Regions from separate parts of the Homo sapiens genome. Here region 2 is linked to region 1. A link is a contact called in ENCODE Hi-C or POLR2A ChIA-PET data. All regions are on one chromosome and are shown on one strand. Each heading gives the region's core, a stretch centred on a gene start or an enhancer-like site at or near the end of the contact. The rest is flanking DNA. Distances are from core to core; before and after follow the strand shown. Region 1 has its middle 11 kb from the start of SESN2. Region 2 overlaps PHACTR4 (phosphatase and actin regulator 4).

The links. Hi-C counts contacts between places; a loop is a spot of excess contacts on that map. ChIA-PET counts read pairs that join two places held with the same protein, here RNA polymerase II (POLR2A). Pooled maps may share reads with other maps.
Region 2: a map of K562 shows a loop between it and region 1 (10-fold over the local background). The contact joins two enhancer-like sites. A Hi-C loop is called at or near these places in 1 of 168 maps with a recorded cell type or tissue (K562) and 10 of 50 pooled maps. POLR2A ChIA-PET finds 5 or more read pairs at or near these places in 10 of 52 experiments (Caco-2, GM10248, HEK293 and 7 more).

The regions. Positions count from the first base shown.
Region 1 is chr1:28,245,131-28,252,306 of GRCh38, forward strand. No RefSeq gene overlaps it. Among named protein-coding and RNA genes, the nearest start is that of SESN2, 11 kb to the right of the region's middle. RefSeq lists enhancers at 554-1,053, 1,862-2,031, 3,273-3,472, 5,111-5,984. Within about 2 kb of position 3,506, at least 39 of the 41 ENCODE cell types and tissues checked have a DNase peak (open chromatin) inside an H3K27ac peak, as active enhancers do; they include PC-9, where a contact is called at or near this core.
Region 2 is chr1:28,466,975-28,474,150 of GRCh38, forward strand. It overlaps PHACTR4 (phosphatase and actin regulator 4), which reads left to right. Exons shown (of 14, transcript NM_001048183.3): 7 at 6,580-7,176. Among named protein-coding and RNA genes, the nearest start is that of SNHG3, 35 kb to the right of the region's middle. Within about 2 kb of position 4,642, at least 2 of the 41 ENCODE cell types and tissues checked have a DNase peak (open chromatin) inside an H3K27ac peak, as active enhancers do; they include PC-9, where a contact is called at or near this core.

The DNA.
Region 1 (7,176 bases), core at 2,256-4,755:
CACAGAAACAAACTTTCAAGAGTTTCGGCCAGGCGTGGTGGCTCACGCCTGTAATTCCAGCACTTTGGGAGGCCGAGGCAGGCAGATCACGAGGTCAGGAGATGAAGACCATCCTGGCTAACACGGTGAAACCCTGTCACTACTAAAAATACAAAAAATTAGCCGGGCGTAGTGGCACGTGCCTGTAGTCCCAGCTACTCGAGAGGCTGAGGCAGGAGAATCACTTGAACCTGGGAGGTGGAGGTTGTGGTGAGCCGAGATAGCCCCACTGCACTCCAGCCTGGGCGACAGAGGGAGACTCCATCTCAAAAAAAAAAAAAAAGTTTTACAATTAGCATTAAGAGTCTTTTGTTTTTTGGGTTTTTTGTTTTGTTTTGTTTTGTTTTGAGATGGAGTTTTGCTCTTATTGCCCAGGCTGGAGTGCAATGGCGCGATCTCGGCTCACCGCAACCTCTGCCTCCCGGGTTCAAGCGATTCTCCTGCCTCAGCCTCCCGAGTAGCTGGGATTACAGGCATGTGCCACCACGTCCGGCTAATTTTGTACTTTTAGTAGAGACGGGGTTTCCCCATGTTGGTCAGGCTGGTTTCAAACTCCTGACCTCAGGTGATCCGCCCACCTCAGCCTCCCAAAGTGCTGGGATTACAGGCATGAGCCACCGTGCCTGGCCCAAGAGTGTTAAAGTCTGGTGCAGTGGCCTGTAGTCCCAGCTACCCCAGAGGCTGAAGCAGGAGGATCATGTGAGCCCAGGAGTTTGAGACCAACCTGGGCAACACAGCAATACTCCCTCTCTTAAAAAAAAAAAAGCCTTAAATTTATTTGTTCATAGTCTTCAACTCACGAATTTTTCTAGGAATTTAATTAATCAGGAATATAATTATTTAAGAGTTTTATCTCATCTTGAAATATGTGAAAAATTGGGAAGAAAACCCTAAATGTTCTCAATAAGGATTAATAAATTATAGCATACATGAATAGTCTGCAACCATTAACAATTATATTTAAGGAATATTTAATATTACAAAAATTATGAAATGTGCTAAGTGGAAAAAGCAGGCTATATAGCTATACATTATTAATACGGTATATAAACTTATATGCTATAAAAATAACCAACATGTTGGTTTCTCTTTGTAGTGCAATTGGGATTTGAGGGAGTTCTCCCTTCTCTGTTTAAAAGGATCTCTTTAAAAAACAACAAATGTAATACAACTTAGCACATAGATAGATATTAAATAAGTGTATTATATAAAGAATCTTAAAACTTCTCCCTTCTCCGTCCACCCCAGAGCTAACCAATGGTAACAGGTGCAAACTACACATCTTTCCAGATCTTTGTTTCCTCTGTGTAACTATGTATACAACTATGAGACTGTTCTATATGTATCATTGCGCAACCTCGGTTTTTGCTTCGTTCTGTTTTAACCTAACAGGAAATCCTGCATACCTTTCCATTTCAGAGCACTTGGAGCTACCTTCTGTTTCTTTGCTGTAGAAGCCGTTGTGTGAACAAATCCGTTTATTTCTCTCATCAGTCTCCTTTGATAGACATTTGGGTCACGTCCGGTTTTACGCTTTTACAATACATCAGTGAACAGCAGTAATACGAGCTCAAGACAGAAGGCCTGAAAAACATTGAAAAACACAGAGACGGAAAAAAAAAAACCACAGAGGGGGAAATATAATTTCGGGTTATTTCAGTTTCACCTTTACACTTTGTTATATTCCACATTTTTTGCAATAAATATAAATTTGGAAGTAAAAGCATAAAACGAAAATCAAACGATTGATTGATTGATTGATTGACTGAGACGGAGTATCACTCTCGTCGTCCAGGCTGGAGTGTAGTGGCGCGTTCTCGGCTCACTGCAACCTCCGTCTCCCGGATTCAAGCGATTCTCCTGCCTCAGCCTCCCGAGTAGCTGGGATTACAGGCGCCCGCCACCACGCCCGGCAAATTTCCAAACGTATATTTAAAAGAAGAAAAGGAAAAGAGGGGAAAAAAAGAAAGAAAGAAAGAAAGAAAGAAATTAGAAGCAGATGGGGCAGTTCAGCCTCTTCTCGCGGAGCGGGGCTAGACGGAGTCAGGGGCGGACCGCCACAGCCTGCACCAATCAGGACCCGGTTGATAGGCAGAGCCTGGCGACTTCGAAGACTCGCCCCCAGTCAAAGAGCCCCGGGGATTCGTTTCCGTACGCAGCCTGGAAACCAGCCTGGGCCTATCCTGCGCGCCGCTGCGGGCTACTATTGGCTGCCAAGAAACCCCGCCCATCTTCCTGCTCATTGGCCGGTGCGGTTTACGTAAGAGGAGCCTGTTGCTGAGCGAAAAGTCTGTTCTGCAATTTTCGCTAAGGAGTTGTTAACGCTGAAACCGCACTGGGCGTCCTGGGGTCAAAAAAACAATACTAGCCACAGTTTATTAAACTGCAACTAAATGCCAGGCTATGTGCGCCAAACTTTTAATATTAATGGTTGTAGGCACCTTTCTTGAACACCCACCACTATCAGCCAGTCACTGAGCCAGATCCTTCAAAATAACAGTAAAAATATAGATAATCTACAGTTTATTGAGCACTTCATCTGCATCAAGCCTTGTTAAGGGGTTTCCATGCATAAGCTCTCATTCTCACAATAGAACGGTGGAGGTAAACTATTGCCCCATTTAACATTTAACATGCAGTCCTGTAGACCCAGCTACTCGGAAGGCTGAGGTGAGAGGACCCAGGAGCTCCAAACTTAAGTGAGCTATGATCGCGCCACTGCACTCCAGCCTGGGCAACAGAACGAGACCTGTCTCAGAAAAACAAAAACGTAATAAAAGAAAAACAAAAACAAAAAAACAGGAAACGGGTTCAGAGAAGTGAAGTGTTTTGCTGAGGTTCACAAAGAAAGGGTTGGAACTGGAACCTTCAACTCCGATATCCTGATTCCAAGTGTGGCCTTTTTAGGGAGGGGGTCGGGGTACAGAATTCCGCTGGGGATAGGGAAAGGTAGGACAGGATGGTGGGAGGCCAGAGGCGTTGCTCCAGGGACAAGCCTCAGGGTGGTTCTCTGAGAATAGGATGTATAGAGCCTCTAGGAGTGGAGGGTTGGGGAAGGAAGGGAGACCAGAGGAAAGGGAGAAGTTGTTCTTTCTGAAAATGTGAGGCTTCTCTCCTGGGGCAGCCTATTAAGGTGTAGGTAGCCCTGGACCTCGAGATTCTAGTCTCCACTCTGTGGCCAACTTCCTAGGGAACCTTGGGCAAATTCCTCTCTCTCGACCTGAGGCTTCCTGCCTTGTAAGAGAGGTAGTAAGCCAAAACAATGGAAAGTGCATTCGGGCTGTGAAGTATTTTAGGACTCTGGTCCTTGCTGGCAGCAGGGGGAATCTTCAGCAACCACAGACCTTTACTTAGCTGTTGCCTGGCCTCTTTTCAAGACCTTCAGGCGGTGACATGGACCCTAACAATCCTATAAACTCAAAACGGTTTGGGCCAGCCCTTTCCTACTCCATTCTGACTTAGCTATAGCAGGATCTGGCCTGCAGGGGGCGTTGAGGAACCACTCAGCCGACAAAACTAAACTAAATCAACCAAGCAATTTGCCCAAAAGCACCCAGTGCGTTAGTTTTTGCATTTAAGAAGGGTAAACGTTTCCAAACCTGAAGATTTCTGTCCTCAGTATGCAATCGAGAAGACGAATTATATACACTGCCAGTTCTTTATGGCACCAGTTCTCTCCATAATGACTCTGCAAGTTTAGAGCTAATTTCTATTTCTTTGTTTTACAGATAGGGAAACAGATTCAAAGAGCTGGAAAAAAAAAATTCAGTTTGGGTTACTTGGCTAAAAGCTGGCACCCGAATTGCCTGACTCCTGGGAAGTGCTCTTAGGAGATAGTTGGCTTTGTTTCTGGGAGTCTGTGGTTGTACTGCCTGCTAATGCACAACTCCAAAGGACAATTTTGGTTGTGTAGCTTGACAGCTCGGCACCTGTCAGCTCTGTGCAGGAAGGACCTCCCTCCCCACCTAGCACAATGCCTGCTTCATGAGTAATTGAATTAATGTGTGACTAAGCCTTGAAGGATGGGTCTTCTTTGGCTTTATCAAACCAATTGGAGTGGAACTTCTTTCCTGAAAGTTCCCCCTGGGCAGGAATTGTATCTGAGATTAGTGGGTGGGGAGGGGGGAAACAATAAGAAGAGCTCAGAAAATGACATCTGGGGTGATAAATCACAGCCCCCCGAATGGTCCCATTACAAGGTCATTATAGTAAAGTGATCTCAGAATTTGAGACTAGAAAACTAATTCAGGAAGAATGAATACAGAACAGATGACAATCATATTAGGGTCATAATCTGAAATGGATCTAAGGCTGAAGACATCTCAAAAACATTTCAAATCCAGTCTAGGTAGGTGTATCTTTGGGACTGGAAGGTGATTGAGGAATATAAATAGCTGGCCAATCAGTGGCCTCAACATAGCTGATGCAAGAGTTGAGAGTGTGGCAACAGAAGAAGGAGATCTTTACCCAACCAAAAATACAAGGCAGTGGGGAGGGGAGGAATGTGCCCAGCCAGTGGCACCCTGCCATGCCCTGCTAGGCTGCTAGCTTCACCACTGGATTTCCCAGAGCCAGGCACAGTGCCTGGTACACACAAGATGGTAAATAAATATTTATTGAATGAAAAAAGGAAGGAAGGAACTGGAGCCCTGACCAGCAGATAGTTGCTGAGTAGAGCAGTTCAATAATTCGTCCTTTCACTTGCTCAGATTCCAGCTGCCTTAGCCACCTTCAGATGATAAATTTGCCTTTCAGTAAAGGCTCTCCTACAAAGAGGAATGCCCTGGCCTCTCAATTACAGGTCGCTTGACAGTTATGTTTCTCACTTCCAATTAATATATCTGCTTTAAGCATCAGTTCCTTTTGCCAGCCGGCTTCTTACATATTCATGTGTTTGTCTCATCAATGGAGTGGTGGAGTTTCTGCATAGGAGTCATTCCTGCCTGGGTTGGAATCCTTACTCAGCATATTACTAACCTATCTGACCTTGGTCCAGACGTGTTACCTCTTGAGTCTCAGTTTTCTCATCAGTCAAATGGAGACACAATAGCCTGTTTCACAACGTTGTGGTGAGAGTTACCTGAGACAGTGATGTATCCTGAATTCTTGCTGGAGCTCAGTAACTCTTAATGTCTGTGCTTCTTCCTGGCTTTTCTTTTTTGGAGACCAGGTCACAAAAGATAATATCAAGGCTGGGCGTGGTGGCTCACACCTGTAATCCCAGCACTTTGGGAGGCCGAGATGGGCAGATTGCTTGAGCTCAGGAGTTCAATAACAGCCTGGGCAACGTGGTGAACCGCCCCACCCCCCACCCCCCACCTCGTCTCTACAAAAAATACAAAAATTAGCCAGGTGTGGTGGTGTGCACCTATAGTCCCAGCTGCTTGGGAGGCTGAGGTGGGAGAATCACCTGAGCCTGGGAGGTTGAGGCTGCAGTAAACAGTGATTGTGCTACTGTACTCCAGCCTGGGAGACAGACTGAGACCCTGTGTTAAAAAAAAAAAAAAAAAAAGGCCGGCGCGGTGGCTCACACCTGTAATCCCAGCACTTTGGGAGGCTGAGGCGAGTGGATTACCTGAGGTCAGGAGTTCAAGACCAGCCTGGCCAACATGGTGAAACCCCGTCTCCACTAAAAATACAAAAATCAGCTGGGCGTGGTGGCATGTGCCTGTAGTCCCAGCTACTCAGGAGGCTGAGATAGGAGAATTGCTTGAATCCAGGAAGCAGTGGTTACAGTGAGCCAAGATTGCGCCACTGCACTCCAGCCTGGGCGACAGAGCAAGACTCTGTCTCAAAAAAAAAAAAAAAAGAATTTTGGGTCAGGTTCAGTGGCTCACACCTGTAATCCCAGCACTTTAGGAAGTTGAGACTGGGAATTTGAGACCAGCCTGGTTAACATACTGAGACCCGTCTCTGCAAAAAATAAAAAGAAATTGGCCGGACAGCATAGTGCACACCTGTAGTCCTAGCTACTTGGGAGGATAGTTTGAGCCCAAGAGTTTGAGGTTACAGTCAGCTATAATCACATCACTGCACTCCAGCCTGGGTGACAGAGTGAGTAGAGGGAGACTGTCTCAAAAAAGAAAAAAAAAATTCTAAGAATTTTTTGCTTTTTCTTCTCACAAAGTTACTATGTAAATGAAGCTTTGGGAATGATTTAGTGACTGCCTTAAAGATTCTAAGGAGTTATTCAACAGAGGAGAGTAACTCATACACATTCATTCAAAAATATTCACTAAGGACTCACTACAGGCATATCTTGTTTTTTTGTCTTTTTGTTTTGAGACGGAGTCTTGCTCTGTCGCCAGGCTGGAGTGCAGTGGCGCAATCTTGGCTCACTGCAACCTCAGACTCCCTGGTTCAAGGGATTCTCCTGCCTCAGCCTTCTGAGTAGCTGGGATTACAGGGATACGCCACCACGCCCAGCTAATTTTTTTTTTTGTATTTTTAGTAGAGACGGGGTTCACCATGTTGGCCAGGATGGTCTTGATCTCGACCTCGTGAACCACCCGTCTCGGCCGGCCTCACAAAGTCCCGGGATTACAGGCGTGAGCCACCGTGCCCGGCCGGCATATCTTGTTTTATTGTGCTGCACTTTACTGTGCTTTGTAGATAATGCATTTTTTTGTTTTTTTGTTTTTTTGAGACAGAGTCTTGCTCTGTCGCCCAGACTGGAATGCATTGCTCAAGCAATCAATCAAGCCCGACCCACTTTATTTATTTATTTATTTATTTTAGACAGAGTTTCGCTGTGTCACTCAGGCTGGAGTGCCTTGCTCAAGCAATCCTCCTGCCTCAGCTTTCCAAGTAGCTGGGATTACAGGCATGCACCACCAAGCCCAGCTAATTTTCTATTTTTTTTTTTTTTGAGTTGGAGTCTCACTCTGTCCCCCAGGGTGGAGTGCGATGGCGCGATCTTTGGCTCACTGCAACCTCTGCCTCCCGGGTTCAAGCAATTCTCCTGCCTCAGCCTCCCTGAGTAGCGGGGATTACAGGTGCCCACCACCACGCCGAGCTAATTTTTGTATTTTCAGTAGAGACGGGGTTTCATCATATTGGCCAGGCTGGTCTCTTGGCCAGGCTGGTCTTGAACTCCTGTCTTCATGATCCACCCGCCTCAGCCTCCCAAAGTGCTGG
Region 2 (7,176 bases), core at 3,392-5,891, 220 kb after region 1:
GAGGCCGAGGTGGGTGGATCACAAGGTCAGGAGATTGAGACCATCCTGGCAACATGGTGAAACCCCATCTCTACTAAAAATACAAAAAATTAGCCAGGCGTGGTGGCACGTGCCTGTAGTCCCAGCTACTTGGGAGGCTGAGGCAAGAGAATTGCTTGAACCCAGGAGGCGGAGGTTGCAGTGAGCCAAGATTGTGCCAATGCACCCCAGCCTAGGCGACAGAGAGAGACTCCGTCTCAAAAAAACAAAAACAAACAAACAAAAAAAGTCATGAAACTGAGGCAGATGGCCATAAATGTAAACATCACTAAGATTAGATTTAAGTTTTGGGGGTTTTAACCTATTTTTTAATCTAATATTTAATCTGTTTTTCTAAAACAATGATTCCAAAACACTATACATATTTGTGTGTGTGTGTGTGTGTGTGTGTGTGTGTGTGTGTGTAATTGGACTGGATATGTGAAAACCATAACAGATTCCACCTGCATGGAATTATCTGTGGCACTTGCTGAAAAATTAGAATAATGCCTCAGCTCACAAGGGGCAAGGCAAACTTTTCAAATGAAAATTTTTAAATCTACTTAAAACTACCTATGCCTTCCATAAGCATTAATGAGTCTAGTAGATAAAAGGATGATTCTGTAGATGCCAGTGGAATTTGGGATTCAGTGTCTGGCATAGTTATCTTCACAGGGAACTGCAGAAGCTATTACTTAAATTGTTCTGATAAAATCATGTTTTATCTTGGGAGAATTAAGAATGCTATTCTTATGTTAAAATAAGTGATGGTAGAGAAAGCAGGGAATATAATCAGTAAAATTTGTATGGGTTTAGTAAATTTTTTGCATTTACCCAAAGTTCTATTTAAGTCTACTTTCTTTATATAAATGCACAATTTCTTAGAAGAATTTTCAAGAAAGGGAGAGGAAAGCTAATGAGTGCTTCAAAGCTAATAAAAATATAGTTTTTTCAGGAAAAATGATACTAGGCTTAGTATTGCTTAAAGTTCTTGTTCACGATTGAACGAATGAATAAAAACTATACTCATTAAATATTTAATATCACCATGTTGGGTGGAGTGATTCAAACCTTGAAAAACAGGCTTAGAATATTTTATGAGTATGACAGTTTGGAGTAGCTTGATGAAAACAGGATGAAGTTGTTATTACCACCACTTTGGATGGATAGTGTCATGTTGACTTATCTGTGAGGAACTTGGGGAGCTTTCACATACTTATTTTCAAAACTACCTTGTGCTGCAGGAAACCAATTTTATCTTTTCCATAGGTAGGGCAATTAGAACATGAAGACATTGTGACTCATTCAAGGTTGTAGGCCAGGCGCAGTGGCTCATGCCTGTAATCCCAGCACTTTGGGAGGCAGAGGCGGGTGGATCACCTGAGGTCAGGAGTTCAAGACCAGCCTGGCCAACATGGTGAAACGCCATCTCTACTAAAAATACAAAAAATTAGCCGGGCATGGTGGTAGGCACCTGTAATCCCAGCTACTCGGGAGGCTGAAGCAGGAGAATTGCTTGCACGTGGGAAGCAGACGTTGCAGTGAGCTGAGATTGTGCCACTGCATTGCAGCCTGAGCAACAAGAGCAAAACTCCATCTCAAAAAAAAAGAAGAAGGTTGTAGTTAGTGAAAGATAGAAACTGAACATAGGCTTTTCAACTCTCAGGTCCAGACCTCTGTTCCTTACAGTAGTGTTTGCAAACTGGTGTTCTCCTCAGGATCACCTAGAAAGCTTATGATAACAGACTGCTGGACACTACCCGTAGAGTTTCTGATTTTAGTAAGCCTGGGATGGGCTTGAGAATTTGCCTTTCTAATAGGTTCCCAGATGACACTGATGCTGCTCTCCAGGGAGCACACATTAAGAGCCTCTGCTCTACACCAGTGGCATACCACCCTTTTCAAGTTAAGGCAACATATAAAATGATAATTTGTGTATGATACCCTGGACTAAACTGCAGAGCTCATTCTTAGCTTGAGGTAAATAGCCCAAAACAATAGACCTTGTAACTGAGGAATCAGTATTAGTCCATGAGGGGTCCTCAACAAAAGAAGAAAAATAGAACAGTTCACAGAGCATTTCTTAGAGCTAAATAGATTTAATTTAAAGGACTCTCTTTTATTCTAAAATTACAACCTTCCTAATCCTTTGGTGTTAAAATGCCATTTCTTTCACAAAAGGATTATGATCATAAATGGTTTACTTAATATCAAGCCTTATTTGGAAATCTTAGAAAATGACAACCTCAAAAAAACACTAGAAAAAAAACCAACAATCTGAGGTTGATCAAGATTTTTGTTATTGTTTTGGTCACTGAAATCCAAAAGTTTGGAAATCATTGCTTCAGAAGTACTACTGTCTTCTCATCCATATAACATGGAGTATTACGACTAAGGAAAAACCACCAGCAATAGCTGAACGGGTGAAAGGGAATTATTACCCATCCCAGAAACACTCTGAAATTTTTCCACAGAACTACAGCCAGATGCTGTTGTCAGGGTATATATACCAGAATTTACTTCCTTAACATATATGCCTTCCTCAAATTACCAAATAGAATTTATTTTATTAATTCAAAAGTAAAAATATTCATTTATGGTCTCATCAGGAATGAGTTTTGTTGTAGATGGAATAGCTAACAGCTATTTTTAGAGAATCAGCAAAAATCCAATCTTTCCAAAAATATCTCTTTCACTGCTCCTAAAATTCACATTTTTAGAATCTTTTTGTGTGTGTATGCAGTGTTTTTCTAGAAAGCCTTTTTTAAAATTTATTTATGGGGCCAGGCATGGTGGCTCATGCCTGTAATCCCAGCACTTCGGGAGGCCGAGGTGGGCAGATCGCTTGAGGCCCAGAGTTTGAGACCAGCCTGGGCAACATGGTGAAACCCCATCTCTACTAAAAATACAAAAAATGATCTGGGTATGATGGTGCATGCCTATAATCCCAGCTACTCAGGAGGCTGAGGCAGGAGAGAATCACTTGAACCCGGGAAGTGGCGGTTGCAGTGAGCCAAAATTGCACCACTGTACTCCAACCTAGGCAACAGAGCGAGACTCTGTCTCAAAAAAAAAAAAATTATTTATGATGAGAGACATTAAAACATTACAAAATTAGGCCAGGCACAGTGGCTCAATGCCTATAATCCCAGCATTTGGGGAGGCCGAGGTGGGAAGATCACTTGAGGCCAGGAGTTCAAGACCAGCCTGAGCAACGTAGCAAGACCCCATCTCTATAAAATATTTAAAAATTAGCTGGGCATGGTGACATGTGCCTGTAATTCTAGCTACTTGGGAGATTGAGGTAAGAGGATTGGGTAAGCACAGGAGTTCAAGGCTGCAGTGAGTTATGATTGCACCACTGCACTCTAGCCTGGGTAACAGAGCAACATCCTGTCTCTAAAAAAAAAGAAAAGGCTAGGTACAGTGGCTCACACCTGTAGTACCAACACTTTGGGAGGCTGAGGCAGGTAGATTACCTGAGCCCAGGAGTTTGAGACCAGCCTAGGCAACATGGAGAAACCCATCTCTACAAAAAATACCCCCCCCAAAAATTAGCCGGGCATGGTGGCACATGCCTATGGTCCCAGCTACTTGGGAGGCTGAGGTGGGAGGATCACCTGAGCCCAGGGAGGTCAAAATTGCAGTGAGCCGTGACTGCGCCACTGCACTCCAGTGACACAGTGTGAGACCCTGTCTAAAATAAATTAATTTAATTTAAAAATAAAAATAAATTTAAAAAGAAAAGAGGCTGGGTGTGGTGGCTCACATCCATAATCCCAGCACTTTGGGAGGCTGAGATAGGTGTATCACTGGAGCCCAGGACCTCAAGACCAGCCTGGGCAGCATAGTGAGACCTTGTCTCTACTAAAAATTAAAAAAATTAGTCAGGCATGGGGGCATGGGCCTGTAGTCCTAGCTACTTGGGAGGCTGTAGCAAGAGGATCACTTGAACCCAGGAGATCGAGGCTGCAGTGAGCTATTGTTCATGCCACTGCACTCCAGTCTGGGCAACAGAGGGAGACCTTGTCTCAAAAGAAAAAAAAAAAAAGAATTATAAAATTAGCTAGCCTTGGCCGGGCAAAGCGGACATGCCTGTAATCCCAGCACTTTGGGAGGCCGAGGCGGGTGGATCACCTGAGGTCGGGAGTTCAAGACCAGCCTGACCAACATGGAGAAACCCCATCTCTACTAAAAATACAAAAAATTAGCCGGGCGTGGTGGCACATGCCTGTAATCCCAGCTACTCAGGAGGCTGAGGTAGGAGAATCACTTGAACCCAGGAGGTGGAGGTTGCAGTTAGCCGAGATGGCGCCATTGCACTCCAGCCTGGGCAACGAGTGAAACTCCATCTCAAAAAAGAAAAAAATAATTAGCTAGCCTTTTACTTTGAACATCTCCAATTTTGGAGATTTAGGACAAATACAGTTTTATTTAAGGGAAGTTTTTGAGAGTGTTTGAGAATACTGAGTGGGATGAAACTAAAGGGTTTGAGTAGAAGGTTAGAGGTTGGTGATCAAAAGAACTACTTTTTTTTTTTTTTTCCTGTCAGCAGGGAAAAAATAACTACCCTTTAATTACTTTACCAGTTTTACTCCTGTGTGATCTGATGATCCACTTCTTACAGGTCATCTGGAGCCCTCCAAAGGGACTTTGCTGAAACAACACCAACACCTTTGCTGAGTCATTGTGGGCTTTGGTGAAACTATAGGAATATATACTGTCATGATACAGGGTGAAGGCTTCTCATCTAATAAACATATATTGAGGGTCCACTAGATGCCAGGTACTGTGCACAGCCCTGTGGATGATATGTTGATGGAGACAAGGTTGCCCTGCCATCAAGGAGCCCATGATATAGTGGAGAGTGAACATGGGAAGCTGAGGTGCAAAGGGAACATAAGAGGTGTGCATACCAATAAAAATTAGAGACAGTAGGCCGGGCGCGGTGGCTCACGACTGTAATCCCAGCACTTTGGGAGGCCGAGGCGGGCGGATCACGAGGTCAGGAGATTGAGACCATCCTGGCTAACATGATGAAACCCCGTCTTTACTAAAAATACACAAAAAATTAGCCGGGAGTGGTGGTGGGCGCCTGTAGTCCCAGCTACTTGGGAGGCTGAGGCAGGCGAATGGTGTGAACCCGGGAGGCAGAGCTTGCAGTGAGCCGAGATGGCACCACTGCACTCCAGCCTGGGCGACAAGACTCCGTCTCAAAAAAAAAAAAAAATTAGAGACAGTAGGATGCAGTCAAATAGTCAGAGACTTGGATACCAGCTGAGTCCATGCCAGTTTGTAGTATGATCTTGGGCAAAGTCACCTAGCTTCTGTGGCCTTGCCTTTTCCTTCTGAAAAATGGTAAAGATGCTATATTTTTTCCCCTGTCACCTCAGGTGGTATAAGGAGAATATGACTTCAAGGACAAAAAACACTTTGATTTCTTCAAAGGACTTTGCAATTGCTATAAAAATTCAAGATGTCAGTATTGACAGTTTTATAACACAGAGCTAAGATATCTAGATACCATTATCAGGATATGGTAACAATACCCACTAATACTTATTTTATGCTATCTGAATGTTTAAATTTTTTAATGGAGTACTGTTATACAAAATAACTTTTTTTTTTTTGAGTCAGAGTCTTGTGCTGTCCAGCCTGGAGTGCAGTGGCATGACCTTGACTCACTGCAGCCTCCGCCTCCCAGGTTCAAGAGATTCTCGTGCCTCAGCCTCTCCTGAGTAGCTGGGATTATAGGTGCCCACCACCACACCTAGCTAATTTTTGTAATTTTTTTTTTTTTTTTTTAGTAGAGACGGGGTTTCACCATGTTGGCCAGGCTGGTCTCGAACTCCTGACCTAAGTAATCTGCCCACCTCGGCCTCCCAAAGTATTGGGATTACAGGTGTGAGCCACCGTGCCAGCCACAAGATAACTTTTTATCAGATTTTTTTTGTCTCTATTCATATTAACTACACCAAGATCAAGTTACAAAAAGTTGTCAGCCGGGTGCCATGGCTCACGCCTGTAATCCCAACACTTTGAGAGGCCAAGGCAGGTGGATCATTTGAGGTCAGGAGTTCGAGACCAGCCTGGCCAACATGGTGAAAGCCCGCCTCTACTAAAAATACAAAAATTAGCCGGGCCGTAGTGGCGTGCGCCTGTAATCTCAGCTACTTGGTAGACTGAGGCAGGAGTATCGCTTGAGCCCGGGAGGCAGAGGTTGCGGTAAGCCAAGATCGCGCCACTGCACTCCAGTCTGGGCGAGAGAGTGAGACCCTGTCTCAAAAAAAAAAAAAAAAAAAAAATTGTCATATCTGTTGCCATAGCAATGAAGTAAGCTACTCATCAGTCTTCCTACACCTCTGTACATTTATTAAGCCTTCTATTTGAATAAATATAAACTTCATTTCAGGATAAAATATATAGGGAATGGCAAAACTATGAAATTATTTAACTTGCTTAAAAGATTAAAACTGAACTCAACTTTAATTCTAGGCCCTGGGCCGGCCCTTCAAAGCATTGGAAAGTCGTGAAATTGATGTGTTGCTCTCTCTTTTCCAGCTGAACTGTCCCAAGCAATAAACAGTGGTACATTGTTATCAAAACCGTCCCCACCCTTACCACCTAAGAGAGGCATTCCATCAACCTCAGTACCCACCTTGGAGTCTGCTGCTGCCATCACCACAAAAACACCAAGTGATGAAAGAGAGAAGAGCACGTGTTCTATGGGCTCGGAACTACTACCAATGATCTCACCTCGCTCTCCGTCCCCCCCACTGCCTACTCATATACCTCCAGAGCCTCCACGCACCCCTCCATTCCCTGCTAAGACTTTTCAAGTTGTGCCAGAAATTGAGTTTCCACCATCCTTAGATCTACACCAGGAGATTCCCCAGCAGGAAGATCAGAAAAAGGAAGTCCCCAAGAGGATACTGGACCAGAACTTTGGGGAGCCCCATATACCCTCTAGGCTGCCTCCACTCCCACTGCATATTCGAATCCAGCAGGCCCTCACCAGCCCACTTCCCATGACTCCTATTCTGGAGGGTTCTCACAGAGCTCATTCGTTGCTTTTTGAAAACAGTGACAGCTTTTCTGAGGACAGCAGTACGCTGGGTCGGACCAGGTCTCTTCCCATCACTATTGAAATGCTAAAAG